Linked DNA regions of Mus musculus: all the other regions are linked to region 7. Evidence: chromatin loops called from intact Hi-C (ENCODE). Cell type or tissue: heart. All regions are shown on one strand. Region 1 has its middle 16 kb from the start of Pgk1. Region 2 overlaps Atp7a (ATPase, Cu++ transporting, alpha polypeptide). Region 3 overlaps Atp7a (ATPase, Cu++ transporting, alpha polypeptide). Region 4 has its middle 22 kb from the start of Tlr13. Region 5 overlaps Atp7a (ATPase, Cu++ transporting, alpha polypeptide). Region 6 holds the start of Pgk1 (phosphoglycerate kinase 1). Region 7 holds the start of Atp7a (ATPase, Cu++ transporting, alpha polypeptide).

Evidence for each region. A loop is a pair of places that touch in the nucleus more often than their neighbours do. Peaks named below come from ENCODE experiments on the same cell type or tissue, not always from the same donor. Only the 100,000 strongest peaks of a DNase experiment are listed, where the experiment ranks them.
Region 1: it touches region 7 in a loop (11-fold over the local background); 39 of 42 quality-filtered maps call a loop at or near these places.
Region 2: a loop joins it to region 7, with 3 times the contacts of the local background. A loop is called at or near these places in 6 of 42 quality-filtered maps.
Region 3: a loop joins it to region 7, with 3 times the contacts of the local background. A loop is called at or near these places in 3 of 42 quality-filtered maps.
Region 4: it touches region 7 in a loop (11-fold over the local background); 39 of 42 quality-filtered maps call a loop at or near these places.
Region 5: it touches region 7 in a loop (3-fold over the local background); 14 of 42 quality-filtered maps call a loop at or near these places.
Region 6: it touches region 7 in a loop (4-fold over the local background); 21 of 42 quality-filtered maps call a loop at or near these places.

Annotation. Positions count from the first base shown.
Region 1 is chrX:106,169,102-106,173,101 of GRCm38, reverse strand. No RefSeq gene overlaps it. Among named protein-coding and RNA genes, the nearest start is that of Pgk1, 16 kb to the left of the region's middle. In heart, a CTCF peak has its summit at 1,820 (motif pointing right); a DNase peak (open chromatin) is centred at 1,821; H3K4me3 peaks cover 754 bases; H3K27ac peaks cover 663 bases.
Region 2 is chrX:106,085,174-106,089,173 of GRCm38, reverse strand. It overlaps Atp7a (ATPase, Cu++ transporting, alpha polypeptide), which reads right to left. Exons shown (of 23, transcript NM_009726.5): 3 at 3,571-4,000; 4 at 2,360-3,085; 5 at 657-836. Among named protein-coding and RNA genes, the nearest start is that of Tlr13, 56 kb to the left of the region's middle. In heart, no CTCF peak of the experiment used is centred here; no DNase peak of the experiment used is centred here.
Region 3 is chrX:106,075,818-106,079,817 of GRCm38, reverse strand. All of the region lies in intron 2 of Atp7a (ATPase, Cu++ transporting, alpha polypeptide), which reads right to left. Among named protein-coding and RNA genes, the nearest start is that of Atp7a, 51 kb to the right of the region's middle. In heart, a CTCF peak has its summit at 1,765; no DNase peak of the experiment used is centred here.
Region 4 is chrX:106,162,889-106,166,888 of GRCm38, reverse strand. No RefSeq gene overlaps it. Among named protein-coding and RNA genes, the nearest start is that of Tlr13, 22 kb to the right of the region's middle. In heart, a CTCF peak has its summit at 1,571; no DNase peak of the experiment used is centred here.
Region 5 is chrX:106,090,638-106,094,637 of GRCm38, reverse strand. It overlaps Atp7a (ATPase, Cu++ transporting, alpha polypeptide), which reads right to left. Exons shown (of 23, transcript NM_009726.5): 6 at 2,391-2,554. Among named protein-coding and RNA genes, the nearest start is that of Tlr13, 51 kb to the left of the region's middle. In heart, no CTCF peak of the experiment used is centred here; no DNase peak of the experiment used is centred here; H3K27ac peaks cover 255 bases.
Region 6 is chrX:106,184,714-106,188,713 of GRCm38, reverse strand. It overlaps Pgk1 (phosphoglycerate kinase 1), which reads right to left and starts at 1,614. Exons shown (of 11, transcript NM_008828.3): 1 at 1,399-1,614. The coding sequence starts at 1,463. In heart, a CTCF peak has its summit at 1,872; DNase peaks (open chromatin) are centred at 803 and 1,773; H3K4me3 peaks cover 2,492 bases; H3K27ac peaks cover 3,315 bases.
Region 7 is chrX:106,025,202-106,029,201 of GRCm38, reverse strand. It overlaps Atp7a (ATPase, Cu++ transporting, alpha polypeptide), which reads right to left and starts at 1,978. Exons shown (of 23, transcript NM_009726.5): 1 at 1,823-1,978. In heart, CTCF peaks have their summits at 2,096 (motif pointing left) and 2,622 (motif pointing left); a DNase peak (open chromatin) is centred at 1,991; H3K4me3 peaks cover 2,487 bases; H3K27ac peaks cover 1,065 bases.

The DNA.
Region 1 (4,000 bases), 140 kb before region 7:
TTTTTTTAAGATTTATTTATTTATTTATTTATTTATTATATGTAAGTACACTGTAGCTGTCTTCAGACACTCCAGAAGAGGGCATCAGATCTTGTTACAGATGGTTGTGAGCCACCATGTGGTTGCTGGGATTTGAACTCTGGACCTTCGGAAGAACAGTCCGGTGCTCTTACCCACTGAGCCATCTCACCAGCCCCATTACACTGGATTCAATACTTTTTTTTTTTTTTTTTGATTTTTTGAGACAGGATTTCTCTGTGTAGCTCTGGCTGTCCTGGAACTCACTCTGTAGACCAGGCTGGCCTCGAACTCAGAAATCCACCTGCTTCTGCCTCCCAAGTGCTGGGATTAAAGGCGTGTGCCACCTCGCCCGGCCCTTAACATTATTTTATAACTTGATCAGTTTTCAACTTACAGTACACTGGCACTTCTTTCCATTTTGATAAATACATACTTGATATTCTCATTGATGAGACTTATATAGCACCCTACTCTATGGACATATTGTAAATTATTTTAGCATATTTAACATTATTATGATCTCCAAGTTTTCACCATTACAAAAAAAATAAATAAATAAAAGGTCAGGCCCAGCAACCACATGGTGGCTCACAACCATCTGTAATGGGATCTGACGCCCTCTTCTGGTGTGTCTGAAGGCAGAGACAGTGTATTCACATAAATATACAAATCTTTTTTTTTTAAGACATTTTTTAAAAAATTTAAAAAGAAATAGCTTTATGGCTGGAGAGGTGGCTCTGAAGTTAAGAGAGCTTGCTGCATAAATGCTCTTTACTCCAGCGTCAAGATTTCTGACGCAAGCCGGGCGTGGTGGCGCATGCCTTTAATCCCAGCAATTGGGAGGCAGAGGCAGGCGGATTTCTGAGTTCGAGGCCAACCTGGTCTACAAAGTGAGTTCCAGGACAGCCAAGGCTACACAGAGAAACCCTGTCTCGAAAAACCAAAAAAAAAAAAAAAAAAAGAAAAGAAAAGAAAAAAAGAAAGGAAAAAAAAAGAGTTCTGACGCCCTTTTGTCCTCCTTAGGCACCAGCAATGCACTCACAGGCACACCTGTGGGAGCGCTCCCTTGCAGCGCCACTTCCTGCCCTCCACTGCCTGGCAGCACACCCCTCCCTTTTCCTTTTCTACCCTCAAATCCAAACACAAAACTTAGCACTCTGTGTGCCATCCACTCCGCACACACTGTCCGGCAGGTCAGTCCTATATATTAATTATTAATAAATTAAAGAGTAATAAAAATGGAGTGAACGAGGTTGGGGAGATGGCTAAATGTGTAAAACGCTTGTTCTTCAAAGTCGAGGACCTGAGTTTAATCTCCAGCACCCACAGAAAAGCCGAATGTGGCAACCAGAATGTATAATCTCAGGGCTCGGGAGCCAGAAACAGGACGATCCCTGGGACTTGCTAGCCAGCCAATCTAGTCAAAGCAGCGAGTTCCAAGGCCAACGAGAAGCCCTGTCTCAAAACATGATGACCGGAGGATCTACCAAGGAAGACATTAACACGGAACTCTGGCTCACGCACACTCAAGCACCCCCCTCCCCCACCCCCCCACACACACACACTTTGGGATTTCTGACCTCTAGGACTGTGAAGAATACATGTCTGTTGCTTTAAGTCACTGTGTTCGTAATAATTCGTTATAGTGGACACAAGAAATTGATACACACTGTGTTGTTACCTGCTTATCTGATAACAGTGGAGTGCTTAGGCGGCTCATTAAGAAAGAACAATGGGGCCCAATAGGCTGTCGAGGGTTCTACTTGGTGCCTGCTCCAGCATTGCTTGGTTGGTTATTCCTCGGATGACCAGCAGGTGGAGGTGCTATACAGGAGATGAAGAGGAACTTCCTTCCCGTTCACATTCTCCCTGCATTTTTATTTCTTTTGAGGCAAAATCTGTGTCCCAGGCTGCCCTTTAACTCACTATGTAGCTGAGAATGGTCTTGAACTGCCTGTTCTCTTGCGTCCATTTTCCAAGACCTAGAATTACAGGTGTGCCTCACTCTACCCAGATCCTCGTTAAATAGCTTATTTTCATCCTTCATACCCTAAAATCAGAATCTTCTTTCTCAAAGCAGCATGTTTGGCCCTTGTGCATCTTCAGGCTGTAGAAAATTTAGATTCCAGAAATTAGATTGGGCATTTCTCTTTCTCCCTCCCTCTCTTCCCTCCTTATCTTTCCTCCTTTCTCCTTTTGTAACAGCATCTCGTGTTCTCTGCTAGTCTAGAACTCATTGAGCAGCCAAAGCTGACCTTCAACACCAAACCCATCTGATTCCACCTCCTGAATGCCGAGATTACAGACACATCCACAACAACACCCACTTTGTGTGATACTGAGGTTTAAACCCAGGATTCCAACCCTGTTAAAACAGCACTCTTCTAGCTAAAACTACAGTCCCAATCTCTAGACTTGGCATTTCAAAAACTGCAAAGGATTTTTGAAGTGTAGCCAAGGCCATACTGTGTTGCCCAGGCTGGCTGAGACCTTAATCTTCCTGCTTTAAGCATCTTAAGTATTTAGGAGTGCAGGAACATGCCACCATGCCCTGCTGAAGAGCTGTTAGTATTTACAAAGCTTTCGATGCTGGAAAATTGCAACCTTTGATCTGGCTCTGTTGGTATATGCCTGCAATCCCAGCTACTTAGGAGGCTGATACTGGATGACTCCATTTAGTTCAAGGCCTGTCTGGGATGAAGAGGGGGTTCAAGGCAAGCAGGAGGAAATTAGTGAGAACTTGTCTCAAAAAGAGAAGTCAAAAGAGAGCTGTGGATATAACCCATTGGTCAATTGAGGCCCTAGGTTTTATGTCCAGTATAGTAATATATAATCAAATACTGTGCTCTTTGGAGAAAATGCTCCAGGTTTGTCTTTATGGCCCTTGTGCATCTTCAGACTTAGCTAATAACAAGATGGACTAAGCTGGTAGCCATTGTATTTATAGTGGCTTCTCTTTAATAATGCCAACATCAAACATGGTGCTCCTTCCATGCCAGTTCCTTCTGTCATGAAGAAGATGGGTTTCTTAGCTAGTGTTTCTCGGACAGAAGTGCCACTGATCCCTGCTATGTGTTAGTTCAGTTAATCCTTACAACACTTTAGAAGATGCTGTTTCAGGGATGCCATTTTAATAGATAAGACACATGAAGTTTAGGGAACTTTAATATCAGAATTATTTACTGAGAAAAAAATACAAGCCCCAAGTCCTGGTCATCTGGGTATCAATTTCTGTGCTAATGGAAGGGATTTGGCTTCTGGCCATCTTTCTTTTTGATTCAGCACATTGTGTATCATTGATTTGATCCTTGAGCCATGTATCACATGACATTGTAATTATCATTTTATACAGAGAGAGATGTTGTATTAATTGCTGCAATCATCACCTTGATAATCTACCTGGCAAAGGCGGCCTAAGGATCTATTTTGGCTCACAGTTTGAATAGAGTCCATTATAGTGGAAAAGGCACAGTGGTAGAGTGCAACACTGCACCAGCAGTCCGGGAGCAGAAGGAAATGAACACTTCTGCTCAGCTCGCTTTCTCTTTTGTATGCAGCCTAGCTACCATCCCATTCCCACCACAATGGACCCCCAACTACAAATTGCCAGAAGCCTCCCCGGGAGTTTGTCTCCTAGGTGATTCTAAATCTATCAAGTTGACAGCCATTATTAACCATCAAATATGTTTTTTTTTTTTCTAATTAGATAGCAAATTTCTTGAAAAAGAGGTTAGCAAACCTTGACACCCACCCAGAACCTGGTGCTGTGCTGTGTCATTACTTTTTACTACATACTTGTTAACGTGTGATTTGAGGGTGTTCCATAGTTAGACCTTAAGTCAATGAACCTTTGATTGCTGTGACAAACTCCCTGAGGAAAAGCGTCTTAAAGAAGGAAGAATTAGCTTTGGCTCACCATTTCAGAGGCTTCAGTCCCTGGTTGTTTGATTCCAGTGACTTTGGCCCTGTGATGAAACAA
Region 2 (4,000 bases), 60 kb before region 7:
ATCTATCATCAAGGCATCTAGGGTTAGGGCAGCCTAAGTACCAAACTTAAGACTTTGGTCTCATTAAACATAATCATATATTTATACGGTTAACTAAGGTACTATGCTATATTATTGATATACCTATAAAATGTATATAAATTTATAGACTAAAACATTTGAGCAACTACAGAAAAACAGTGGTGTTGATTTTCAAAGATTTTGTAACCTGAAGTTAAAATACACAGTACTAGGCAACTTGGATCTTACAAGGAAAGATCAGAGGTCAAACTGCTAGAGGAGACAATATAATTCTACACAAATATGGTTTGGCTCTGCTGTTTAATCTAGATAAGACAATACCTAACTTATTCATTATCACTTTTTAAAACAGCTTTAACAAAAAATTTAGTTTCTTAAAGGCTATTATAGCCATGGCTCATAATAGTAATGCTATGTATTTCCTTCTGCTATAAACTTTTTAGTAGATTTCACTGGCACTAAAATGGGATTGTAAAAGAAATAACACTAATTAAAAACTTCCAGAAATTCAGGGATGTATTGTTCATCAAGGATGATCTTTGGGAAGGAAGCCTTGGAAAGACTTCAAAGCATGGCCATAAAACACAGATTGGACAGAATCTGGAAATAAGGGACATAAAAATAACAACACTTACCTTCTTCTCGTCTTAAATTGCGTTCAATGTTTGCTACACAAGAAGCACAGGTCATCCCAGAGACCTGTATGTAACACTTGTTCTGAACTGACGTCATCACATTTTCTAGCTCATTACTTGAGGGCAAAAGAGGTGTTTCCAGTGAGGGCTGAGCTATCACTACCAGTGGCTCTTTCATGTCTGCTGGAGAGAGAAAGGTTCTTTTCATTTATTCTCTAGCTTACACCTTGTCAAAAGTCACAGCCACACCTCTAGGCCTGCCAATGCATTTCTATAAAATCAGCAAGGTCCTAAAAGCTCTCAACAAATATATTGTTATTACCCATTCCCAACACTGACTTTGAATTTCTTTACTGTCCACCTCAGGGGGGTCCCAAGAAAATCTGACTCAAGTGAGTACAAAAAATTTAGTTATGTCAGATTCTTCTAGCTATTATCTCCAAACCCAACCCCGAGTAGAAAATAACCAGTTACTAGACAGTTCTTGTGCTTGTATTTAACTAGCCTTATCATGCTGACAATTTGTACCCTGGCATCAAGGGAATCTTCCTTTATCTACAGGAGATACTTTTTAGTGGGTGCATGAAAATATCAATAGTGCTGTCACCTATGTGTATATGTATACATATATGTATGTGTATTTGTATGTGTATACACACCTACACACACACACACACACACACACACACACACATATGATACAGTTTAATTAACTAATGAGGCATAATAAGTGTTCAACAACTGATAACAAAATAGAATAATTATAACAAATACTGTTAACCATTGAGCTATCTCTCTAGCCTTCTCACATAGCTTTATGTATAATGTATATACAAAATGTACAAAACCGTAACCACCATATTGGTCTGCTTTTAAGTGTGGGGTTTTTTTTAAAGATTTATTTATTTATTATATGTAAGTACATTGTAGCTGTCTTCAGACACTCCAGAAGAGGGAGTCAGATCTCGTTACAGATGGTTGTGAGCCACCATGTGGTTGCTGGGATTTGAACTCCGGACCTTCGGAAGAGCAGTCAGGTGCTCTTACCCACTGAGCCATCTCACCAGCCCCCAAGTGTGGGGTTTTTGTTGTTTGTTTGTTTGTTTGTTTGTTTTTCAAGACAGGGTTTCTCTGTGAAGTTCTGGCTACCTGGAACTTACTTTGTAGACCAGGCTGTCCTCAAACTCAGAGATCTGCCTCCCCCTTTCTCATGAGTGCATGCATTACCACGCCCAATTGTGCCTTTAAGTTTTTAGGTTCTGGGTTCAAGGCCAACCTGGTATACAGAGTGAGTTCCTAGACAGTCAGGGCTATACAGAGAAACCCTGTCTCGAAAAACCAAAAAAAAAAAAAAAAAAAAAAAAAAAGTTTTTAGGTTCATGATATCCTTAGGCATTTTTTACACACTCGTAACTATTGCCAAAGGACTCCTCTGTAAGAAGTGGAATTTCAGTCAGGTATGGTAGTGCATGTCTTTAATCTCAACATTAAATGGGTAGAGACAGGTGCCATCTCTGTGAGTCCAAGGACTGTCTGGTCAATATAGTGAGATTTATAACAGCAAGGGCTACATAGTAAAACCTATCACAAAAAAGGTGAAACTTCAGTGACTGTGAATCATTTCTTGATGCTAAAAGCCAAATGAAGAAACAAAATAGGAACAGAAAAAATGTTAAAGATATCAAAGAAACAGTGATGATTACCTGGCAAGGCAGCATCAAATCCCATGTCTTCAATTGCTTCTCGCAAGGTTTCTGGAGAGGTTAGTAGAGGATCAAATTCAATAGTCCCTGTGCTGTTTGCGAGGGACACGTGGATGGATTTTACACCTGGCTTTTTTGATATTACACCCTCTATAGACTGCACACAAGAATTACAAGTCATGCCATTTATGTTTATCACAGCTTCTTGGGTCAGAGGCTGGCTAACTATGTTCAAAGGCATCTTCTGAAGAGATGAGCTGGAGGGAGAGCTGGCGGTACTTTCAACTTCACTTGCAATACTAACTCTGTATTGCCCCGGTGAAATGGCCTCTATTGCCTTTCTCAGCATTTCTGGAGTGACTAAGCTTGCATTGTACTTTACAATGGCTGACCTATTCTCTAAAGAAACTACTATACTGCTTACATACTGGAGTGTAGATAAAGCACTTTCAATATTGGACACACACGATTTACAATGCATGCCCTCTATGGTGAACATGGTTGTGGAGTCACTGGGATATGATGGGCTCTTTTGCTGAGATCCTTCTGAAGATTTGACCGGTGTGTTCTTCAGGCGCTCAACATCAATGGCTCCCAATTTGAGGTACTTCGGCTGCTTTTTTATGAAGGCTGGGAAACCCACGGCTTCAATCTGCTTCTTTATTTCCTCTGCTGTGATGAGATGAGGTTGAAAAACAATAGTAGCTTCTTGGTTGTCTAGGGACACTAATTATAAAACAGAAACATATTCAAGTTAGTTATTCCTGGTCCCCTTCAGAGTCAATCGCTCTTTCTCACTCTTCTCAATGCTTTTCCTTAGATGTTGTTGTGCTTTTCAGAAAATGGGATTGACATACTTTGGAAACAAGCAACATGACCACTGCTCCTATGGTCTCCATGTTTCTGCATCACTCCAGTACAAATATATTAGAGATAAAATATGCCTAAGGCAGCCTGTTCAGGAAGCCTAAACTCCACAAATCACTACCACAGTGCCTTTCCTGCTAAACTGAAGTTCAACTCTCATAACCTTTCATTATAATCATTAACTTTACTGACATTAATCCTGGGACTATGCTACACTTCTAACTTCAATGAAGCAGGAAGCAATTCTAGGCCCACGGATCTGAAACTCATACTTGGGAAGAAAGCAGAAAGTTTAAAGATCAAAACAAAGAATAGCTTTATAAAATGAGCAAAAAAAAAATTACCTTTAATGCGCTGAACACCTTGCAGCTTTCCAACTTTTCCTTCAATGGTGCTAGTACATGAATGGCAGGTCATCCCTTCCACTTTCATCTTCAGCATGACTTCCCCTGCCTGAGGCGTGCTGTGCTCTTCACAAGCTCCTGACTTTTTCTCCTGAGTTCCCATGTCTAAACTGAGGTCTGGGACCAGCTCCACAATCTGACTGGCACTCACCACAGATGGAATTATGGTGACTACTGCACTTCTTTGCTGAGGGGAAATCTTAACACCAGTCACACCCTTGGTCTTGAGCAATGTACTTTGGATATGGTCCCAAGGCAGAGTCAGTGGAGCAGTAACAGTCAGGAACACGGTATTGGTTAAGACAGGGAGGGGGTTAGCATTGTGGAGAAGAGCATCAAAGCCCATGTCATCGATAGCTTCTTGGAGGGT
Region 3 (4,000 bases), 51 kb before region 7:
GTTTTACCTTGGAATTGAGCTTTCTTTGATTTTTGGACTAGAGTTCCGAACCTAAGTGTCTTTGAATAACTGACAATGTCTTTGTGGACGCATGATTACTGATCAATATTTTTTAAGATTTCTTTGTTTTTATTTATGTGACTGTAAGCCTGGCATTGTGTGTGCTCCATATGCATGCTTGATGTCCACAGAGTCCAGAAGAGGGCATCAAATTTTCTGAACTTGGAGTTACAGACAGTTATGAGCTAACATATGGGTGCTGGGAACTGAACTCTGGTCCTCTCCAAGAACAGTAAGTTCTACAGTTCCTATTCACTAATATTTATAATAATCAGAATGTTGGTTTATCCTAATATATACAGTGTTGGTAAGAGGGCATCAGTTTGAAAAACAACCAGTGTGCGTGCTCCCTTTTAACAAAAACCTTAAGTAATCCTAAGAGGAACAAGGAATGCGTTTATTGAACCACAGGAGGACTTTTCTAACTGCTAGCACTTGCAGATCCTTCTCCAGTATGTGCATGGTGTGTAATGCATATGTATTTATGTGTTCCCATTTGTGAGAGCACATGCTTGCAGGTACATGTACTCATGTGTGGATGGCAGCGTCCACCACCGCTGTCCTCAAGCACTCGCCACTTCATTTTACGCCCACCTGGGATTTACATGGGTGCAAGGGACCCAAACTCTGGTCCTCTGTTTCTCTTGCTTGTGCAGCAAACACTGTACGCACTGAGCCATCTCCCCAGATCCCCGGGGTCACTGTTAAGGGCTACTCTATATAAAGAGAATAAAGGGGGAACAAACTCCAAAAGTTAGCGCGCTAAGTTCCAGGTTAATAAGGCATTAACCTTTGCAGCCATTCAATTCTTGTATCTAAGAAAATTTGATTACATTCCCACTTCAAAAAGGCCAAACAATCGCAGAGAAAGATCTTCACATTATCGGCCCATGTTATGTTTCCTTAGAGCAGACCACTGGGGTGATTCAATTAAACTTCAGGTTAATCCCTTTAAAGTCTACTGTGATAGCTCTAGCAGGACAAGCAGAGATATTATACTCAATAACAATATAATTTCAGACAAAATTCCCAGAATGAATTTAAACGCTAAAGCTAAAAAGGTAAATAATGATATTCCATTTATTTCCGATTTAGAGACTTCCTGGCTCTCCACTCTCTTTGAATTAAAGCTTCAATGTCTTCCACTGCTGTATGATTCAATAGAGTAGCCTCACTCATTTCAACATCACAGCTTTATTACCTCATTCCAAACACTAGCAAGGACTCCTTGACTTAGTCCGAATTTTGTTCTCCCAACCCTGCTTTTAAAATTGGCTTCCCAGAAGCTGTAGATATAGGTCAGTGCTAGAGTGTTTGTCTTGCATGTGTAAGGGCCTGCATCATTTACACATAAAGACACCAACAACATGGTATATATAACCTCACAAGTTATGATCCAGAAAATTTAAACCTTTAAATTCTTTGAAAAGTGATCAGGATTTGTGTATTTCCATATTGAACTACATTCTGACTATAAATTATGTCTGGACAAAGGCAGACACCATTTTATAAATGGTGCGTAGAAGAAATGAATCCACTTTTGAGGGCCTCTGAGACAAACAATTGGAGGCACCTCTATAAGGAAAAAAACCCATAAAACTACAAATAGCAAAATTCTATACAAAAATAAGTAGTCTGAATATAAAACAAAAATTACAAGTTACACTGGGCCATTGAGGTACAAGCCTGTAATTCCAACACTCGCAAGTAGAGGGATCCAGAGTTGAAGGCCAAGTGTGTCCACACTTTGGTCTTCATTCTTCTTGAGTTTCATGTGTTTAGCAAATTGTATCTTATATCTTGAGTATTCTAAGTTTCTGGGCTAATATCCACCTATCAGTGAGTACATATTGTGTGAGTTCTTTTGTGATTGGGTTACCTCACTCAGGATGATGCCCTCCAGGTCCATCCATTTGCCTAGGAATTTCATAAATTCATTCTTTTCAATAGCTGAGTAGTACTCCATTGTACTGTAAATGTACTACATTTTCTATATCCATTTCTGTTGAGGGGCATCTGGGTTCTTTCCAGCTTCTGGCTATTATAAATAAGGCTGCTATGAACATAGTGGAGCATGTCTCCTTACTGGTTGAAACATCTTCTGGATATACGCCCAGGAGAGGTATTGAGGGATCCTCTGGTAGTACTATGTCATGACACTTTGCCCCTTCTTAGAATTGGGAACAAAACACCCATGGAAGGAGTTACAGAGACACAGTTTGGAGCTGTGACAAAAGGATGGACCATCTAGAGATGCCATATCCGAGGATCCATCCCATAATCAGCCTCCAAACGCTGACACCATTGCATACACTAGCAAGATTTTGCTGAAAGGACCCAGATATAGCTGTCTCTTGTGAGACTATGCAGGGGCCTAGCAAACACAGAAGTGGAAGCTCACAGTCAGCTATTGGATGGATCACAGGGCCTCCAGTGGAGGAGCTAGAGAAAGTAACCAAGGAGCTAAAGGGATCTGCAACCCTATAGGTGGAACAACAATATGAAATACCCAGTACCCCCCCCCCCAAGAGCTCCTGTCTCTAGCTGCATATGTATCAGAAGATGGCCTAGTTGGCCATCAGTGGAAAGAGAGGCCCATTGGTCGTGCAAACTTTATATGCCTCAGTATCGGGGAACGCCAGGGCCAAGAAGTGGGAGTGGGTGGGTGGGGGAGCGTGTGGGGGAATTTTGGGATAGCATTGGAAATGTAAATGAAATAAATACCTAATAAAAAACAAACAAACAAACAAAGAGTTGAAGGCCAGCCTGAGCCAAACAGCAAGCCTGTCACACACGTACATGCAAATAAACTACAAATTACAAACTTCTTTTAAATCTTTTTTTTTACTACATGTGTGTGAGAGTGAGTGAGAGAGCAAGGGAGTGAGTGAGAGAAAGAACACAAATTATAAACTTTCCAGAGATAAAGGTTTAGTCAGGTATGGTGGTACCTAGCACTAGAAATAAAGAAGCCAGTGGTTCTCTAAGACTTGGAGGCTAGACTATACTGAGAGTTCCAGAACATCCAAGGCTACATAGTGACAGTCTGGTAAACACAGAAAAAGATGTCACAAACTTCCATAAAACTAACATTTTAATTAATGATATCTGAAACATCTCTATAACTAAGTTTCTTTACCTATACTTTCAACTATAGTTATTTGGTCTTGATGATTTTATAAAATAATTCCATTTTTCCTGCAGACTGTCTGTTCTATAATGCTGGTGACAGAATGCTGTATCTATCCCTAAGCATCACTAGTCCTAGAATATTTGTTCAGCCATTGTTTGAAAGATCCTTTCCAGCATTACAATTAAACATTCAGTTTTCATAGCTGCTGGCAAGTTGGAGGAAAGTCCTGAGTTTCTTTCATACATAAGTTATAAGATTTCAGGGCGTTTCATAATCCCTTGTGCAGTGACTAATCTTATATACTCTCTAAGGTAATTCTATTCTTTATTTTTTTATAAAAATAGTTATATACAATGATATAAATTTATGTAAAATTATAGTTTTCTATCAGGCCTAGCATCTACATGCTAAGATCCTTGGGGAGGCAGCACAACAGATAGGGAGTCATTCCTATACCATAATTCCTAATGAAAGCCTCACTAAAAAGATCTAACCAAGGACCAACCACCCAAAGCCAAATAGCCTAGTAACCTTAGCTCAGTATATCTCCAACTCGACCAGCCCAGCCTCAGATCATCCAAACGTTCATATATACTCCAGCCATTCAACACAAAGGGAGCCTTTGTTAAGAGGGAGAGAGGAAGTGGAAAGGACAGTAGTCTATTAAAAGACTGTTAAAATTGCTTTTGCAAACTGTACAAACCATGACCGTGGGCGTCGTAGTAGCATATATTTGCAATCCCTGCCCTTAGGAGACTGAGGCAAGCTCAAACCCTGCCTTGGCTACACAAAGAGAACCTATATCAT
Region 4 (4,000 bases), 140 kb before region 7:
AAGCATTACCCACTTTAAACAAATGCAAAACTAGCATGAAACTGAGGTTTGGAAAAGCATGAAAGCCACTCAGGTAGGCCACAGATTCACTTCCCAATGGAGAAGTCTCTATCTGCCCCTCCTTTCAGTATTCATAGGGAAGAACATTTCAGTTCTTCAAAATAAATTAAAGCTTAATATATTTCTATCTTTAGTAGCAGGAGGATGTTTTTCATTAATTAATTTACTTATTCATCACAATGGTTGCCTCCCTTCCCACTCTCCCCTCACACAGTCCCTCTCCATTTTTACTCCTTTTCCCCTCTGAGAGGGGAAGAAACACCCTCCCCCAAACACCAGGTATCCAACATCAAGCCTCTGCAGGGCATGGCACATCCTCTCCCACTGAGGCCAGGTAGAGGAATGGGATCCACAGGCAGGCAACAGAGTCCAAGTCACAGATGGTCTCTGCTCCAATTGTTGGTGGACCCACATGAAGATCAAGTTCACATCTGTTTACATACGTGTAGGGGCACTAGGTCCAACCCATGTATGCTCTTTGGTTGGTGCTTCAGTGTCTGGGATCCCCCAAGGGTCCAGTTTAATTGACTCTGTTGGTCTTCATGTGGAGTTCTTATCCCCTTTGGGACTAAGAGTTTTTATTTTTATATTTTTATTATGATTTAACCCTTTCTACTTCAGATTTGTTTGAAGAAAAATTATATAATAATAACTTTCAAATCTGCTTTTTAAAATAGAGCTCAATGCTTTCATTAAAAATTAAAAAGTGCTTGGAGCTCTAGTAATTTAGTCTAGGAAATGAATTTTCCCTGTGTCCTGGCTAGTTACTATTTTTTGTTTTTGTTTTTGTTTTTCGAGACAGGGTTTCTCTGTATAGCTTTGGCTGTCCTGGAACTCACTCTGTAGACCAGGCTGGCCTCGAACTCAGAAATCCACCTGCCTCTGCCTCCCAAGTGCTGGGATTAAAGGCGTGTGCCACCACTGCCCGGCTGCTAGTTACTATTTAACATATAAGAATACGTAATGCAGGTCCCTGTGAAGTTGAGGATGCCTTGATCTACAATACCACCCATTCCAAACCATAAACAAGAGAGACAGCAGCACATTTTATTAGTGATGGCAACAAACAGTGCTTCATTCATTAAATTCATCATCGTCTTCATCATTATTGTATGCGAAGGAGACACAGACAGAGACGCAGAGAGAGACATTATAGAGTCCGTTCTCTCCTTACATCTTTATGTGGGCTCCAGGAATCAAACACAAAGCCGGGCGTAGTGGCGCATGCCTTTAATCCCAGCACTCGGGAGGCAGAGGCAGGCAGATTTCTGAGTTCGAGGCCAGCCTGGTCTACAAAGTGAGTTCCAGGACAGCCAGGGGCTATACAGAGAAAAAAAAATCAAACAGAAGTCATCACATTTTTGAGGGAAAATACTTTTGCCTGCTGAGCCATCTTGATTGCCCTCATATTTCTTTTTATTGAGTAAGACTTTATTTTTATTTTATATGTATGGGTTTTACCTGAATGTATGTCTGTATACTCTGTGAGTGCAATGTCCTCAGAGGCCAGAAGAGGAGGCCAGATTCCATGAAACTGGAGTTATAGATAGCTATGAGGCAGCATGTGGCTTCTGGGAACCAAACCCTTGCCTTATGAAAGAGAAACCATTTCTCCACTCCACTTCTCAGACTACCTCGAAGGTGCAGGATCATTTTGTTGCAGCAAGTGTCCACCCCTTGACTGAACTGATTCATAGACACTTTAGGCATATGCCCACTGGTTTTCTCTGTAGAAACTTATCTTGTGTGGGCAAAGCTGATATTGTAGCTCATAGTAACAAGAAAGACCTCCTTCATGAACACATAACCCATGTCCTCACACAAGGCCCCAAACCATGAAGGTCCTTATACTTGGTTGGATGCTTTCAAGATCTCTAATCTTGAAATTCTGAAAAACCTTAAGCTCACTGTGTATTCCAGCCAGGCCTTGAACTCACAGAAATATGTCAGCCTCTCCTTCTAGAGGGTTGAGATTAAAGGCACGTGCCACCATGCTCAGCAACATTTCCAGTTTACACAGAGTCCCCCAATCTCTCCAGTACAAGAACAAACATACCGTTCATTCTGTTTCCTAGAATTTGCCTATTTCAAAAGCTCTCCAAAACGAAGTCAGTTCTTGTAGTTAACTATTTACCTTTTCTGTCAAGAAAGGCTCGACCCCTATGCACCTAAGTGTACTTTCCTATTAGCCCTCAGCTATCATCATCTTCCCAGCATTGGAACTCTCGTGTTACATAGTTTCAAGGACTCTTGGCCCATTGACCAGTGTGCTATTCGATGATCTTAGTCTTTTTGATGTTATGTGAGATAAGCTAGTTTCAGTAAAATAAATGTGTCATGTTAGTTATGTTACATCTTAGTCTATGTTTTGTTTTTCCTGCTGTGAATGAATCAGTAAGAATGAGAAGACAACAATGTCCTCTCAATCCAAAATAATTTGTTCTTATGCCTACCGAGATGATTTGAACTCCTCTTCTGCCTGGCATGCAGGGAGGGCAGAAAGGGATGGATGCAACCCTGGGGTGGAGAGAGCAGTCGTGCAGTGACCAGATCAACCAGACAGGTGAAGATTGCCCAAGACCAGGAGAGGAACACAGGCTTGCACGTCCCTTCCATTACTCAAGAGCTACTCCGCCCCCAGAGAGTTGACAGACGATCAGGAAGGAGTGGGAGTGGCTGGTTTCAGCAAAACTACAGTGCCCAGCACTGCTCAGAAGCTGCAGAGGCTCAGGCTCCCAAGCTCCAGTTTGGACAATGGGTACATTGTTGGTGACTAACATGGTTAAAAAAAAAAATGGGACACTGTCCCCAATTTTTTCTCTATGTATAAAAATAGTAGAAACTAAGTTGTACATAGTGGTGCATGCCTGTAATCTTAGAAAAATGAGGCCACAATAAGATCTTGAGTTTCAAGCCAATATGAGCTACATAACAAGAACTCAGTTCAAAAAAGGGGAGAGGATTTTCTTTCTTTTTCCTTTTTTCTTTTTTTTTTCTTTTTTCTTTTCTTTTCTTTTTTTTTTTTAGTAAGTAGTAGAAAGGACTGGAGTTCATTACGATACCATTTATTTGGGGGGGAGGGGGTGTTGACTAGGGCATCTTGAAGTACATGCCTGTTATCCCAGATTTAAAAAAATGTCTTCTTCAAGTCTCTTCCTCAACAAGCTGCCCCTAGAATCTTGTAGATAAGGGGAGAAACTGGAAGTAAGTCAGCAACTTAGGTGAAAGCTATTTCTGGGAAAACAGTCTGAAATAGACAGCACTGTCCTCTCTAAGCTGATCTGATTTTAGGTTCCTAAGGTGTCACATACAACAGGAATTTGTAGCACTTTTGTACAAAATACCTGTTGTCAGTAAGATGATGTGGACCCATTGGCTAATGCCCTGTTCAACTTTAAGAACATTCAGTTGAGAAGGGTTCTGAAACTTCAAAACACAACACCAGTCCAAAGATATAGTACTGGTACTAGAAACAACATGAACTGGTCTTTTTACTGGAATCCATGTGAAGTTTCCATTATAGTTTCTGCATGAGACTCCATAAGTCAATTTTTCCTCTAATTCAGAGCACAAGAGCTAGGGAGAGTGATTGTATTAGATCTATCAGGTTTTGGAGAAAAACTTCTTGATAGATTAGCAGAGCAGTAAGAGTTGCAGAAGATATCAGCCAACCTACTTGGGCAAAATAAACTTCATAAAAATGCCATCTCACTAAAAACTTCAAATCTCTGAAGAAAGAAATTAAAGAAGATCTCAGAAGATGGAAAGATCTCCCATGCTCATGGATTGGCAGGATCAACATTGTAAAAATGGCCATCTTGCCAAAAGCAATCTACAGATTCAATGCAATCCCCATCAAAATTCCAACTCAATTCTTCAACGAATTAGAAGGAGCAATTTGCAAATTCATCTGGAATAACAAAAAACCTAGGATAGCAAA
Region 5 (4,000 bases), 65 kb before region 7:
TCCAGAATTGGTTCTGAAGATAACTGGACTAAACTAGGCATATACTAAAGCCCATGGCATGGCATATTTTCAGTGAATGGATTATGTAGTGTATGAGTTATATCTTATCTTGATAAAATTTAACAAAGAAAAAAAGAATTCTATTTTCGGTTGTGTACATGTATATGTTCATGTGTGGGGATTTGTATGTGTGTGCACCCATATGCACGAGTGTGGGGGGGGGGGCAAGAGGCTGAAGTTCGATATCTGCCTTAATTGCTCTAGTTTATTTCCTGAGATGACTGAAGCAGCTTCTCTAGGTGAACACAAAGCTCGTTCTTTTCTGGCTTCCAAGAGCCAAGTGTGCACATAAATTAGCTGTTAAGCCATTTATCTGTCCAGCCCATCTAAAATATTTGAAGTAAATAAGGGCTAGAGAGATGGCTCAGGAGTTAAAGAGTACTTGCTGTTCTTACAGGGGACCAAGTGGGTTGACTCACAATTGCCTGTAAGTCCTGCTCCAAAGAATCTGACATCCTCTTCACACACAGATGCGTAAATAAAAATACTTTAAGTAAACCAAAAAGATAAGTAAATACCTCTCAAATTCCTCCATAAAAGAAAAAAAATTTTTTTAAAAAAGACTGTCTTAATCAATTTGTTTTTCCAGGAAGCATTTATTCAAAACCAAGTAAGGTGATTCTTGATAAAAAACCAGCCAGCTGTGTCCTACCAATTGCATTCCGTTCCTTTCCTCTAGGCTCTGTGGGAGTGAACCATGGAGAAAAGCAACTGTGTGGCCACTAGCTCTCCCCGAACAAAGAGTCTATTCAGAACCTGGATTCTAGAAAGCTTATCATTTCTCCTGTAGATAATTCTTGGAAATATCCCATGCAAGAATGTAGTTCAATGAGTGCAAAAAGCCTCCTTCCTGTAAAACAGTTCTTAGCGAGTAATGGTGTCGTTATTTCAGGAAAGTAGCCACAAGCTCTCAGTCCCAACCAGAACGCTATCCCCAATTAATAATCATTCCCAAAGGAAAAACGAGTTTCTCTAAGTCTTGCTGAATATAAATCCCACTTAAGTACAGACCCCAGGCCTACCAGTAGATGGCCAACACAAAATTAACTCAAAAGTAGTTTTGGACGTTGGTTGTCTCAGATTGCTTTGTTTGGCCATTTTTTTTTAACCTTACTGCTTTTTTTTTCCAGTATATTATGGTTTCCGATTTGATGGTTTGTGTGTGTGTATGTCTGTGTGTCTGTCTGTGAGCACGTGTATGCCTTTCTCATGTGCTTTCTTAGTTTCTTTTTTGTTAGTTTGTTCATTTTGCTTTGTCCTTGTTTGTCTATCTTTTCTATTTGCCTGTCTGTTTTCTTCCCCCTCCCCGCTACCCCAGCCCCCTCTCCCCCTGCTGAGAGCAGGAGAGATTTATTGGGGGCTCAGTCAGCACGTGGATGCCAGAGGGTATTAGCAGAGGAGGGAGCTGAGGCAAGAACAGGGCTTGTTGCCATAGGGCTGCGCCAGAATCTGACACTGATTCTGTGACCAGTGCACCCAGTGCAGGTACGGGGAATTTCCCGGCTCAGTGTAATCACAGGCAACTTCCTAAGGGTGCACAGATGGAACAAACTCTGTCAGAGCAGAGACCAGGGAGCTTTGGGTGCCTGTCTGTTTTCTTAAGAGAGAGAAAGGAGCTGGAAGAGTGGGGAGGCTCTGGAAGGAAATGAGGGAGGGAAACCATAATCAGAATATATAGTATGAAAATGACTATTTTCAAGAAAAAATAAATACACTTTATTTTTAACCCATTAGTTCTTTGAGAATTTATACAACATATTTGAACATATTAACCCTCTCTTCCACAACTCTTCTTATATTCCACACCCTCTTCCCTACCTACTTTTTGTATCCTCTGTTTTCTTTAAACCCATCAGGTTCAATTTCTCTTCTTTACACTGGAGTACACAGTTTTATCTTTGTCTTTTATTCCCCTCCCTTCCCTTTCCTTAAGAGTGTGTTTCCCTATGTACTCCACGATGGCCTCAAACTCCCAGGAATCCTGTCTCTGCCTCCCAAATGCTGAGATTATGAGCATGAACCACCACACCCCACTCTTTTTAGTGCATTTATGTACATGTGGTGTTCAGAGGATGGCTTTCCGGAGTCAGTCTCTACTTCACCCTGAGGGTCACAAAAGCCTAAACTTATCAGCAAGCACCTTTACTGCATGAGCCATCTTGCAAACCCCACCCCCTTTTTAGTCTTTAAAAAGATAATACTTCCATTTTATGCTTGAAGAGTACCTTATCTTCATGTTTCCTTCATATACCCAATTTTCCAAGTTTTCTGTGCAGGCCTCTCCAAGTTTCTGTTGGAAGTTTAGTAAACATACAAAAGTTCTTACTTACAACAAGTTCCAAGATGCCGTTGCCTTCCCCAGCGTTTTCCATCACCATAGCTCCAAATCCAAGCTCTCGAATAAACTCTGCTATCACTCGGGGTTGGATAACAGCTGGGTTATATCTTACTTCTGCCTTGCCAGCCATTAGGGCAACAAGTACAGAATATATTCCTGGGAACATTGGTAAGAAAAACAAAGTAGGTTATAGGCTTTATAAAAAAAAGAATAATGCTAAAACTACTTTTCATATTTTTCATTTAACTGCAAAAGTATGAAAGAGAAGTTGCCAAAATTTACTAATCAACTTTTTATACAAGTCTTAAACCCAAACAATTTAAAAACTGTTTTAAAAAGTGGCCTTAATACCTTAAACTTATTATACAAAAATTTAATTATGTATTTGTAAAAGGGGCAATATTACCATCTTCACGTGCCTTCACTAAGCTTAAACAATTATTATCAACAACATCTGACTCAGCTGTTTGTGTTTAAGGCAGGGGCTCACTATGCAGCCTTAACTGGCCTAGAAACTGCTAAGCAATTGAGGCCGGCCTTGAAGTAGAACTCACAGAGAACTCTGCTTGCCTTTGTGTCCCGGGTGCTAGGATTTAAGATATGCACCACTATATTTGGCTCATCTTTTTATATTTTTTTCTAAGAGACAGAATCTTGCTGTTACTCAGGCTAACAAAGAACTCCTAGATACAAGCTACCTTCCTGCCTCCCAAATGGCCACAGCAACTGCGTCTTATTTATCTAAATTCTTACTGAGTCTACTTCCCTCTACCCAGATGATGTTGAAGCAAATCCCAAACATCTTATCACTCTGTGTGCAAATTTTTAAATATGCATCTCCAAAAGATAGACTTCTTACAAACTCAAAATCGTAGAACATTTGCTTAATATGAGTGATGTTCAATCACACACCACGTAAACATCATTTTCACATCTAAAACCATATTCTTAAACTAGGATCCAAATAAGATCTATATAATATAATGAGACAAATTTCTATATTGAAGAAAGAAAACACTTTTAGAAACTAAAAAAAAAAAAAAAAAAAAAAACCCTGGGCTGGGCTGTAGCTCAGTTGGGAGACTGCTTGCCTAGAACATGAGACCCTGTGTTTCATCCCCAGCATCCCATAAAAAAGATCACAGTGGCCTGTGACCCTAGCACTTAGGAGGTAAAAGTAGGAGAATCAGGAGTTCATGACTATCTTTGGCTACATAAAGCATTTGAGGCCAGCCTGGTCTACATGAGATCCTGTCTGAAAAAAACAAAACAAAACAAAACAAAACAAAACACCAATTCCCTTTCTAAGAGAAAGGAATTTATACACTTGGGAAGTCATTGTAAATATAGTCAAGAATCTAAAACTATACCAATATACACATCATAGTATTGTCAAATGACAGTCATTTAAAAATTCTCAAGTTTTACTATCTCATATTAACCTCAAAAGGTGCAACATAACTTCTTTATAATGTAAATAAGTTCACTACAAAAAGAAATGCTGTTTCAGATTCAAACTTTGGTTAATAATTTCTACTTCTCTAGGCCAGCTATAGCTATGACTGCCAGGAAGATAAGAAACAGCACACAACAAAAAATGGC
Region 6 (4,000 bases), 160 kb before region 7:
TGCATCTGAAAAGGTCAGCCTCAAGCCAGTAGTGCCTGTCTCCCTCACAGGATGAATCTTTTGTCCTTAGAACAGAATGAAAAGTTAGCTAGAACCTGCCCTTTATCTATGATTAGGGTGGCTGGGATTTCTGCTCCATCCTGATTATTCTATCCCATTTGGGGTAACATTAAGTGTTTTGCATGAACATAATACAGTGGGTTGGTTCTGGATATCAGCCCAGGAAGAGAAGGCCACCTACCAATATTGGCTACGATAAAATAAGTGCCTGTACAGAAGCCAGAGAACCTCTGTTCCCTTACATGTGTTAGTATCTAAAGGATGCCCTCACTTGAACTGGCCCAAATCTTCAAAGGGACCAGGATTACTGCCAATCAGTCATCCACTTCCAAAGAAGGTCAAGCAGGCAGAGTAGTCAGTCACTGCGACCATCAATGGCCCTTAAAAATTCCCATCCTTGGGTCCTATAGTTGTTACATGAACAACCAGGCCCATCAGTTATGTATCTAACCATCATCCTTGACTCCTGGCAAAAAAAAAAAAGTATACATTATGAAAGGCAAAAAGGAGAAGACGCATACACCCTAGTAATTCTTTCAGGTAAGGGAGAAGCCAAGTTAAGTCAGTGACCTGGGACCCACATGTGCCACGTGCGTGGGAGCCTTCCTCAGTTCTGACATCCTGCTTCTCTAGCCACCTCTCGAGTGAGGTTACAGGCCTCCAACTCCCGGCGGCCACACCCTGCATGTGTCACAATCCTGATGCAAACCCCAGGGCCAGGAGTCCAACCGCAAGGTAGGGCAGCAGAGGCCTGTTATATAAGCCATACAGAGCTTCATCCAGTGGGCCTCACCCTCCCACCCACAATTCTTTGGGGAGAGGGACCTCCACTCGAGAGGACTTTGAGCAACATCTTTTGGGAAAGAAATCATTTGTACCAGGACCAATGAAACGTGGGCGGTTTCGGATTCGTCACGGATGGTCCAAGAATCTTGGGGGAAGGGAAACTAGCTAAATGACCTTTCAAGGTCCCTCAGCAGGGGCCTAGAGATTTGCAGGATAAGTACTACGTCCATTCTCGCTACAAGAGATGAAACTGCACTTCAGAAATGGGAAAAAGATTGAGTCCTGAGAATCTGAGCCCTTTATCAGTGGGATCAACTCCCTAAAGGACACATTTGGTCGCTTTTTAAGCTAGAAGCAGTTAGGACGCAGAAAAGCAAACTCAGACACAGTCTCCGCCCCAATGAGGTGAGAGGAACAGCCTTAACCTCCAAACCCAGGACCCCCAAGACCCAGCTGAAAAATAAGTGCAACTTAAGGTGATGGGAAAACCGTGCTTGCCACGGCCAGAGAGAATGTGGCCCCGAGGGCTTGAGGGCAGCAGTACGGAATTACCTCATCACGACCCGCTTCCCCTTCACGTCCAGCTTGTCCAAAGTCAGCTTGTTGGAAAGCGACATTTTGGCAACACCGTGAGGTCGAAAGGCCCGGAGATGAGGAAGAGGAGAACAGCGCGGCAGACGTGCGCTTTTGAAGCGTGCAGAATGCCGGGCCTCCGGAGGACCTTCGGGCGCCCGCCCCGCCCCTGAGCCCGCCCCTGAGCCCGCCCCCGGACCCACCCCTTCCCAGCCTCTGAGCCCAGAAAGCGAAGGAGCAAAGCTGCTATTGGCCGCTGCCCCAAAGGCCTACCCGCTTCCATTGCTCAGCGGTGCTGTCCATCTGCACGAGACTAGTGAGACGTGCTACTTCCATTTGTCACGTCCTGCACGACGCGAGCTGCGGGGCGGGGGGGAACTTCCTGACTAGGGGAGGAGTAGAAGGTGGCGCGAAGGGGCCACCAAAGAACGGAGCCGGTTGGCGCCTACCGGTGGATGTGGAATGTGTGCGAGGCCAGAGGCCACTTGTGTAGCGCCAAGTGCCCAGCGGGGCTGCTAAAGCGCATGCTCCAGACTGCCTTGGGAAAAGCGCCTCCCCTACCCGGTAGAATTCCCAGGCGCCTTTTCTAGACCTTTGCAAATGTCATCCCCTTTTGGAATCCTCTGCTTTCTCAGCTCCCAAATGGAAGTCTACATAAGGTCTTACTTAGTAATCGAAACCTCTCAGAAGTTAAAAAAGGACCAGGCCTTCCCCTCCCCCCTTTTATAATAAAAAGTACAATGTAATTGCTGTGGTTACATTATTCATAATGACGAATACATATAGCATGTGTCATGCTAACTAACAATGCTCATAAAATTCCTAAGTACGTTCTGTTATTAAAGATGAAGTAACTGATAGACAAAGATTTAGTGTCTTATCAAGACTGCAAAGCATCTAAGTGATCATTTCAATCCTGGGCCACTGTGATTTCGACTGCTTTGGGAGTGTAGCTCAGTGGTAAAATGCGGGCCAGAGGCCGTGGATCCAATCTCCAGCACTGTTTAAAAACAAAAACAAAACTTTAAATCTCTACTGACACTCATTTGGGCTAAGGACGGTGCTCAGTGGTAAAGTGCTTGCCTGACGGTCTGAGACAGGACAACTAGTTAGGAAATTGAAGGGCACATGAGAAATGGAAGCCCTTGTTCACTCTCCTGGTTTTTTCTTTCCACCTCTCTCACTGGCAGATATCCAGGAGTGACTGGCCAAAGCACCTCTGGAAGTTACTATATTATGTGAAGTAACTCAGAAAGACAATACCATGTGTTTTCTATCCTATGCAGCTTTTTATATAAGCATATACATGGAGAGGAGAGACAGGTCCAGGAAAGGGAAACAGTTTTAAGAGAACAGAGGACGGAAAAAGAACTGGGTAACAGGAGCCACGTGACATGGAAGAGACAAAGGACTGCAGGAATGCTGAGAGCCCCCATGGTTATCCAATAGCAGTAGTGCAGTCTGAAATCGGATACATACAAGCGACTTTACACAGACTGAGAAGGCTGTCCTTACATATTTAAGTACACACACACACACACACACACACACACACACACACACACACACGAAAAAAAAGCCATAAATTTTGAGGTCTGCACCTTTCCCTGCTAACTGATCTCACTGACCCTACATTTTGTCTTTCTGTTTTATTAACAAGCTAACTCTCCACTCTGAATCCTGGTGAGATTCTTTTCCACGGTGGATGGCAAGGTCTCTGGGCGCATGAAAGCATCCTACCTGCCCAGGTTCTGAAGGAGACTCCGTAGTGCCAGCAATACTGAACTGAATGCCCTAATGCCAGCTACAGATCTCTACATATAACTACCTTTTAATTTGTGTTTATCCTTGCGTGTGGGGTTTTTTGCCTGCATGTATGTCTGTGTTTAAGATAAACATTTGTTTTTGCCAATCCTTTCCAACTTTTCTTCCTTTTCAACCTTACTGGGAAACAACTCCTGGAAGTTATTTCCAAATGATTCTCTGGACTTCCTACCATTTAGTAGCATTCCATTCTGGCTCAGTTATCATTGTAATGAGTCAAACTGTCCTTAGATAAGGTAGAACTACAATATTGACTGTCAAAGGGGAAACTATGCAAACATAGAGTGTGACTCCCTAACTTAATGATTCTTCCCAGTTATTAAGCACTTGCTGTTTGCCAGGCACTGGTGAGGGCTGAATATACATGACTCACTACTCTGCATAAGAACTTTATAGCCGGGCATGGTGGCGCACGCCTTTAATCCCAGCACTTGAGAGGCAGAGGCAGGTGGATTTCTGACTTTGAGGCCAGCCTGGTCTACAGAGTGAGTTCCAGGACAGGCAGGGCTATACAGAGAAACCCTGTCTTGAAAACCAAAAAAAAAAAAAAAAAAAAAAAAAAAAGAAAGAAAGAAAGAAAAGAAAAGAAAAGAACTTTATGAAGTAAGTATTATATCTTAAACACAAGAACACTGAAGATTATAAAGATTGGGAAGCTTTTTCCACTACTGGCCTAAAATGACAAAGAAAAGCAGCCAACAATGAGACAACAGAAAAACCTGAAAAATAGAAAAATCTACAATTATACACGTGAGGC
Region 7 (4,000 bases):
TTTTTTTTTTTTTTTGGTTTTTTGAGACAGGGTTTCTCTGTGTAGCCCTGGCTGTCCTGGAACTCACTCTGTAGACCAGGCTGGCTTTGCACTCAAGAGATCTACCAGCCTCTGCCTCCTCACTGCTGGGATCAAAGGTAGATACCACCACACCCAGTTGCCTTTTTTTTTTTTAAACTAAGACACAATAGTCAATCAGAATTAAAAACTGATTGAGGCTCAACAAAAAAAACACAACAAGGGGGCAGCAAGGCATGCTCCCACACAGGACCGCTACCTACTTACTTTAGTGTCTTTTACATTGCAGGTTATATTCCCATTAAGCCTCATACATTAACTGCGTTTATCATTCCCATTTTTTTCTACATGTAGGCTTTTGGTGGGTTAACAGTTCTATATGACTATCCTTCATGACTTCTTTTATGTTTTGATTTTATTTCAAGGTGTCAGGGATAGAATCCAGGGCCTTGCTCATGGAAGGGTAAACTCTACCACCAAACTACCTCCGCAGACCTTACTCTTTTTGTTCCCTCTTGAAATCTTGAAAGGCGTGTTTATTAGAAATAGAGACGTGTATGTACAGTGCCCTCACCAGTATTTCTGTGCCTGGACTATCCCCCCATTCCTCCACCCCTACAGAGCTAAGTCCTGTTCACTGTTCCAGACACAGCTCTAGTGCTTCTTTCCATACAACTTTATAACACTTCCTGGTTGTAATATATGTTACTGAGATTTTAAATGACTGTGTGTTCTTTTCTTTTCCTACTTCATTGTGGGACACTCAGGTACAACAACAAAACCTTCACTACCATAGATACAAGAAAGTTTGAAAATTAAAAAAAAAAAACTAAAACCTCTCTCTTCAAAATAATCTTTCTTTAAGAAGGATAGTAGAAACAATCTAGGTTGTTTATTCAATTATTTGCTAGAACCCACAGTCTTCCTGACCAAATTCGATTCAGTTGATTGCAAACTCTTTTGAGTCCAGGAACTGTCTTAATTTGACATCACCCCATCTCTCTCACTTCAATATCACACCTAATTCAATGTTCTGCACACACTGTCTCAATACAAAGCCGTATTACTAAGTAATGAGGCTATAATTAAAACAAAGTTCAGACCCTAGGAAAATATTGGCTTGTAAAAGCATGAGTGTTGTCCGAGTTTAAAATAACCTCAGCATCTACAACAAAAAGAGTCAAAAGGAAGATACAATCCAGCATGTGGGAGGCACTGAATTCAACCCCCAGCACTTAAAAGAGGGAGAAAGGAGGAGAAAGGGGCAGAGGAAGAGCCTCAGAAAAGCGGCGCAGGGTGGGACAGGGATGGCTGTAACTTTACTGGAAATGGAGCACAAAGAACAAAAAGGGGTAACGAGCCTCCGTTTAGTTTATGCTCCCAGAGCGTGACAAGAAGCCAAATACCCAGTTTTAGAAAAATATTTAATCAGTGATGGTGGTCTTCGGAACCTCATTTTCTAAAGTAGAAAGAGATGTCATTAATCAAAGATCCCAGTCCACAAGAAGTCCAGTGCGCGGTTCAGACCTTCTCGTGTCCACAATTAGCACAGGCCACAGATGATCAAAATACTCTCTTCCAGGAGAGTACAAAAAAAAAAAAAAAAAAGTGGCACAGGTCAGGTCCCAGCCTCCTTTCTCTGCCCTGGTTGAGAGGGTAAAGCCTAAGTGTGGTTAAATATGTGAGTTGTGAAGGAGTTTGGAGATTGCCCCAGCTTAAAGTGGTGACCTTCTCACCATCCTAGATCGTACAGACAACTGACAAAAGAGTGAAGTCGCCGATGGGAAGCCGCTCTGGGACTCACCTGGGTTTCCAGGGCTGGGGTTCGAGCTCTGGAGCTCCGCAGGGCGCAGGGCGGCAGCGATTGACCAGCACGCAGCCTCCGCGCTCGCACACACAGAAGAGTCTAGGCGCAGGCAGCGGCAGCTCCTCCCTCGACGGCTTTCCCAGCCCACAAAGTCGCCCCGCCCTCCTCCGAGGCCCCCACTTCCGGGCGATGCCAGGGCCCGGAAGCTGGGCCGACTAGGGAAATGGTCCACGTCACGTGAAAGGGAGCACGCGCCGGGAGCTCCTTGCGCCCCCTGGTGCACGCATGCATTCTCAGCCAAGATGTAAAGTTAGGCGCTTGCAGTCGCCTAGGCTCCCAACCCCAGTGCCTAAGACAAACGCAACAAAACGGAGGGAAAGTACTTGAATAGTGAGGGCTTGCCATAAACCACCCATAGATTGTCCTTGCCAGCATAAAATATCATAGACCTGGCAAACCGTCTTTACTTACTAAACTAACTCCAGACAGGAAAAATCAGAACCAGGAACTTCCCCCTCATCCCTCTGATGAAAAATGGCATTGTGGTTTGGCGGGGTGGCTTGTTCCTGTAATCCTAGCACTTGAAAGGAAGGCAAGAAGATGAATTGAAACCAGCCTAGAGTTCCTAGCCATACTGGGATATAGAGTAAGAGCCTGTCTCAAAGAAAACTTTCTCCAGGCTGAAGAGATAGCTCAATATTTAAGAGCATTAATAACTCCTCTTCCAGACCATGCAAAGCAGCTCACAACAGCTGGTCCAGGGAATCGATGCCCTCTTCTGGCCTTCTAAGGCACTGCCTACTTGTGCACAGATGTCCATGCAAACAAAACATCCATACACAAAAAAAATAAATCTACCCAAATGATAGACTGCTGCTGTAAACTGAGCTCTAAACCCACATAAATGATGTAGTACACACACGCGCGTGCACACACACACACACACACACACACACACACGATTTTCTCAAATAAAACATAACGACATCATTCAACGGGGTTGGCAGTTCCTTGAGTTTAATCCCCTGCAGGAAGATGTTTACCACCAAATCTGCTGACCTGAGTTCCATCCCTGGTGGAGGGAGAGGACTCCCACAAATTGTCGCAAATTGTCCTCTGGTCTTTACGCTTGGGATAGTACATAGAGCACACCCACAAATAAATACATGTAAAATAAATAAAAATGGACTGGAGCGATGGCTCAATGGCTAAGAGCACATACAGACCCAAGTTCAGATCCCTGAATTCACAGTGTGATAATGTGTAGCTGGGTTGTTACTTTGTGGGCTCTTCGATTTCCCATCCTTTATCATCCCCCCAACTCCCCAATCCCTGTTTCACCACCTATCACTAGATAGGAGAGAAAGGATAGGAGGGGAGAGAGAGAGAGATCCCTGGAACCAATTTCTTTCTTATTTCTTCTGTGAGCACAACCACTAACAAACCAAAACCAAACCTCCTGAAAGACTACCAACCACAAACCAATCTATCGGGGCACTAGCATTTATATACCCAGAATGCCAAATGTCACACAATCACAGAAACTATCTGCAGCTGGCAAAACCATGCTTCTGCTAGAGTGCCAGGCAAATCATGCACAGCTGCTGTGGATACTGCGAAGCAGTTCCATATCCCACGTCTGGGATTAAAACTAAAACACATTCCTATATTTCTGTGTTGACTAAAAAAAACCAAAACTCCAGAATTCTCAGTACAATAATGGGTCGTTCACAACAACTGTAACTCCATGCCCTCCTGTAAGGGGGGCGCCTAGCACCTTCTTCTGAACTGAGGTCACTTACAGCCACATGTGCACATAATTTAAATTTTTTTTTCTAGTATAAAGATTTATTGTGGTGGAAGGAAGGACTTAGAAGAGGGGTAGAGGCAGTGAAAGGGGGGTGGTGAGAAAGACAGGAAGAAAGGCCAGCTGGGAACATGTGGGAACAGAGAGAGTGAAGTCTTAAAATTACATTTTAAAAAGAAACTAAGGCAACTTATAAGTGGGCTCCCAAATATCAGCAAACTGAGTTATAGGTGCAAAATGATTGGTGTTGAACTAAAAGAACATCACTATTCACATACATTTGGCCACTTGGGACACATTTTCCCTCAATACAATTGTCATGGAACTAAAAAATTAAAAAACTAAATAAATCATTTGATGGGGGAACC